2 separate regions of the Homo sapiens genome follow, and region 2 is linked to region 1. Evidence: read pairs that join two places in POLR2A ChIA-PET (ENCODE). Cell type or tissue: A673. All regions are shown on one strand.

The links. ChIA-PET counts read pairs that join two places held together with the same protein. Peaks named below come from ENCODE experiments on the same cell type or tissue, not always from the same donor. Only the 100,000 strongest peaks of a DNase experiment are listed, where the experiment ranks them.
Region 2: POLR2A ChIA-PET joins it to region 1 with 7 read pairs; 2 of 35 experiments call an interaction of 5 or more read pairs at or near these places.

What each region holds. Positions count from the first base shown.
Region 1 is chr2:127,507,786-127,510,285 of GRCh38, forward strand. The region is part of intron 2 of IWS1 (interacts with SUPT6H, CTD assembly factor 1); the gene reads right to left. Among named protein-coding and RNA genes, the nearest start is that of IWS1, 17 kb to the right of the region's middle. In A673, no CTCF peak of the experiment used is centred here; a DNase peak (open chromatin) is centred at 1,066; H3K4me3 peaks cover 439 bases; H3K27ac peaks cover 2,275 bases.
Region 2 is chr2:127,091,991-127,094,490 of GRCh38, forward strand. The region is part of intron 1 of BIN1 (bridging integrator 1); the gene reads right to left. Among named protein-coding and RNA genes, the nearest start is that of BIN1, 14 kb to the right of the region's middle. RefSeq lists a silencer at 156-323. In A673, no CTCF peak of the experiment used is centred here; no DNase peak of the experiment used is centred here.

The sequences.
Region 1 (2,500 bases):
GAAAATTCAGACAACTCCAAAATCTGAAACTTCTTGAGCACTGACATGACACCACAAGTGGAAAATTCCACACATAAGCACCCAACACAAACTTTGTTTCATGTGAAAAATTATTTAAAATAATGTGTAAAATTACCTTCCAGCTATGTATATAAGACACATGAATTTCGTGTTTAGACTTGGGTTCCATCGCCAAAATAGCTCACTCTGTATAAGTAAATATTCCAAAACTCGAAAAAATTCTAAATCCAAAACACTTCTGATTTGAAGCATTTTGGATAAGGGATACTCAACGTGTATTTGTTAAATGAGTAATAAAGGCCTTAAGTGGGAATAACATAAGGTGAGGAAAAATTAATCCAACAAGAATGTATTTCATGTCTACTACGTGCAAGACACCAAGAATCCAGGCGGAGTATGTCACAGGGCCTGACCTTAAGAGCTGCTGTCTGATGAGGAGCCAGCCAAGCATACTGTAACAGTATAGTGTGACATGCACTATTCACAAAGTATGTATATGATATTTCAAAAGTGTACTGGAAGTGCATCTATATGAAACTGAGCTGCAAAAAAAAGGTGTGCAGACAACAGGCATGTTTGCATGCAGTTTGTGATGGCTGAGTTAAGACGGGAGGGTGGGGAGAGGCATACAGTACCAGCAGAGGCAATTAAAGCAGGAGGCAAAAAGGAAAATTATAATTGGCTTTTGGAATGCTCTCCATGATATATCCATCACATAACTCTAACACCATTTCTATGTGTGACTTGATTTATTTTAGTTGAAACTACAGAAATCATCTCTAGCTAAGTCCAGAAAAAAAGAACAATCTTCTCAGGATCAAAGTCAGTTGAATGACTAAACACTTGGGAAGGTTAAGTACCAACGCAGCACAGAGAGCTTAGAAAAGGGAACTCAAGGATCATTTTACTAGAGTACCATCAGTAACATGACTCAGCTATACCCTGTCTAGAACCTAAATTATAAATCCCCAAGAGAGATGACTTAACTGGCCAAGGCAATATTAGAAACTGTGACTCAATCAGTTACAGCTGGATCGGGGCACAGCACTGGGAGTCACTCCCAAAGAAGTGAGAGACACTGGGCAGTCATCCAAAACTCACCCGCTACACTCTACCCCAGATTTCCTGACACATGGTGTAGCATTCCAAAACAAACCCTTACAAGGACACTGCATAAGACAATGATTGTAAAATTTAGGAATCCTCATGAATTTTTTATGAGTTTCACGAAAACATAGCATTATGTATGGCATGACAGGGCAAAAAAGGGGAGAAATCACTACAGTAAAGAAGTACTAGTTTAATAGACTCGAGCTAAAGAATACACTTAGACAACACCACCACAGAATTTGGGACGAGTATGCTGGAAATTATACAGTTAAGCTTAAAAGTTATCAAAACAATATCCAAAGTTTTTAGAGTGGTTTTGGCAATTAAATTGCAAGCTTAAAAAAAATCCAAAAGACAGTTTTTTAAAAGTCAGATGAGTACAACAAACCAACAGTTGAAACTGACATTTAATGTCATTTCTAAAATAATGTAACACATTTCCTAGTTGTAATGGTAAAAGAAATTGAGCACTCAGAAGGTCCTTAGATGCTTTAGAAACATCTATAATGCCGCCGGGCGCAGTGGCTCACGCCTGTAATCCCAGCACTTTGGGAGGCCGAGGTGGGCAGATCACGAGGTCAGGAGATTGAGACCATCCTGCCTAACATGGTGAAACCCTGTCTCTACGAAAAATGCAAAAAATTAGCTGAGTGTGGTGGCGCACTCCTGTAGTCCCAGCTACTTGAGAGGCTGAGGCAGGAGAATCACTTGAACCCAGGAAGCGGAGGTTGCAGTGAGCCAAGATCGTGCCACTGCACTCCAGCCTATGTGACAGAGCAACACTCCATCTCAAAAAAAAAAAAAAAAAAAAAAAAGCCATCGATAATGCCTCATACCTCCTTCTTAGCCATCATTCACACTGCAGTTATAAATCACTGGTTATCCATCATAATAAACAATCTTGTTTATCTCAGTCTACAAAGAATAACCACACTTCTTATGACCAGGGCCACAATACACAGAGAGATAACTGACATTCTTAAACTGCAAAGTAAATAAAACTGCTATAAATCAAATAATAATTTGTAAAGTATTCAAATTTCAAAGTATTATATCGTCAAATGGAAACGTGTATAGACCCAAATAACTCAGGACACTTTGTTTCTTCTTTACTGGTGAGAAGTGTCAAACTCAAAGTACTTGATGTTGCATACTACTCTACCATTATAAACTGGTAAAATGCTCAACACTAAACCACACAGTACATTCCATGAGGAAATATCTATAGGACCATTTTCAAAAACATGTTTCACGGGACCTTAGTTCCAGAAGATATAGCTGAAACTATCATACTGGACTTTGTCAATGCGTATCAGTTTAATGAGCATGAAAGAATCTGAGAAACCCTGCAGTAAAATACATAATGCTG
Region 2 (2,500 bases), 420 kb before region 1:
CCTGCCCTACCCCATGGCCCCTACCTTTGGCCCTGCCCCTAGCCTTGCCCCTTCCCCAGGCTCTTGGCCCAGCTCTCCGCCTGGCCCCTACCCCACATACCACCCTCCACCACACCCCTACACCCACCTCTACCCCCTGTCCCTGCCCCTGCCCCAGGCCCTGGCAGGTGGAATGAATGTTCAGGGGAGCAGAGGGGCTCCGGGCTTCCTCCCCCTAACCCTGCCCGTCCTGTGCTGTGTGGTAAGGAGGAGTGGAATGACATAAATGTGAAGGGCTAGAGGGACATGGATGTGGGGGACAAATGCACTGCCCCTCCCCACCCGATTAAGGATGTCAGCACACAGTGGGACAGAAGTGGACATAGCCCAGCCCCACCCTAATGGGCTGTGTGACTTCAGCAGGTGCCATCCCTCCCTGGGCATAATCCAGGTCCCACTAACCTTAGAGGGAGGTAACAGGAGCAACAGGGCCCACAGAGGCTGACCGCTGCTCAGCTGGCTGCCCCGTGTGGGAGGCAGTGCTGCTGACTAAAGGCCCCAAACACCTGCCCGCAGTCCCTAGCACCACCAGGCTCAGCCCTGAGGCCAGCCACCAGCTCAGGGGCATGCTGCAGGGGGCAGCAAGGGCCTCCCACTGACCCGCAGCCCCGGGCAAGTCACCAGCCTTCCAGAGGATCCACCCTGCAGTCCCAGTCATCATCTAGAAAGGTCCCCAGAGTGTGCCCAGGTTCCTTCACTAACACATCCAGTCCTCCTCCAAAGCTCCCGGGGAAGGGCCAACACAGTGCAGTGCACTTGGGAAGGGGAGGCAGGGACCCCATGAAGGAGAGAGGACAGAGGTCCCAGAAGCCACAGCCCACGCCTGCACCCCCTGTGCCCGAAAGGAAGAGGAGCTCCTCCTGCACTGTCCCCTCCTCCCCAAGGGCTCTCTCCATCAAGAGCAGCACAGTTCAACAGTAAGGGGCTGAGCAGACAGACAGAGGGGCCAATCCCTCTAAAAAAAAAAAAAAATCCCAGGAGGGAGCCAAAGGAGTGGGGCACAGCCTGGGGGCCCCCCCACAGATGCCAGGTCAGCCCCCAGCCACCCCCACGCTAGGGCTGTCCACAGAGAGAGGGGTCAGGGAGGGAGGGCGGAAGGGGAAGTGGGGGCTTACAGTATCACCTGGAGCCTGGCCCCCACAAGGCCCTGTCGGGGCTCAGAACACAGCACCCCAAAGTGTGGTGCTGTGGCTCACTGCAGACTCTGAACAAAGGGCATGTGAAAGGCCTCAGAGGTAAGCTCTCTGTGACCTTCTCCTGCCCTTCTGTCTCTCTCCCCTCTTTTTCCCTGCCCAGGTGAGTCATCAAAACTGGAATTTTTCTTTCCCAAGGTGAAGCATAAAGACCAAAACCCCTTTTCCCCAAAGCCAGCCATGAAACCCAGATAGTTCACTCTCTCCCACTCCCTTCACCCCTGAAGACCCTCATTCCACAGGGGTCCTGCGCTGTATGTGGGAGGAAGCCACACAACACAGAGAGGCCGGAAAGAAGCCGAGCCGACAAGCCTTGCTGGGTTCCCCCTCGGACTATCACCATTAGGTCACACCCGTTGTCCCATCATATGTCTACACGGCTGTCCATTCCTCACCAACTTATGTCTGAAAACAGACAGTTCTCTCTGGTCCTTGCATCTTCATCGTTGAAGGCTCCCGTGTCATGTAAAACATTGATTAAAGAAATGTGATGCTTTGCTCTTGGAAACCTGTCTTTCGTTAGAGCGGTGTCAGCTGTGGCCCTTATGATGGGTGAGAACGATACCACACGTTTCCGCCCCTGCCGCTCTCTCTGGACAATCCCCTCCCCTTCCTTCCTTCCCAAGGCCTCAAGCCCTACCATCTGGATCCTGAGCTAGGCCTGGACTCCCTGGACTCCTCCAGTGCTGGGGGCCCCAGGCCTAAACTCAGACAGGACGGCCCTAGAGGATACACACGGAGGGCATGGGTGCAGCTAGACACCCCCCACTGGCCTAAGGCCCTGCTCCCTGCCCTGGAGCAGGGCTGGTCCACGAGCCGGCACCCCGACCTTCAGGGTCCTCGTGTGTGAAATGGAGACACCTGTTCTCCCGTTTAATCCTCATGACAACCCTCCCACACAGGATACTATCCCACCTCACAAAAGGGGACACTGAAACTTGGAGGGGGAGTAACTTGTCCAAGGTCAAAGCACTGAGGAAGAGCAGAGCTAGGATTTGAACCTGGGGCTCTGAGACTTGAAAATCATATTCTTTCCACCTTGCTGCATTGTGTAAGGTGCTTTGCAAAGCCTTATACAAAGGCTTTTATCCTCCGAAGCCTCACATGCCAATTCACTTGGCACTGTGTGCCTACTATGTGCCAGAAGCCAGGAACACAGGCACGATGGGTCTAGCCTCCCCCTTCAGGATTGAGACCAGCAAACAGGGTTTGCTGTTAGCCCGTTTTATGGAAGTCAAAAGGAGATGAGGAGGGAGAGCAGGAGCAGG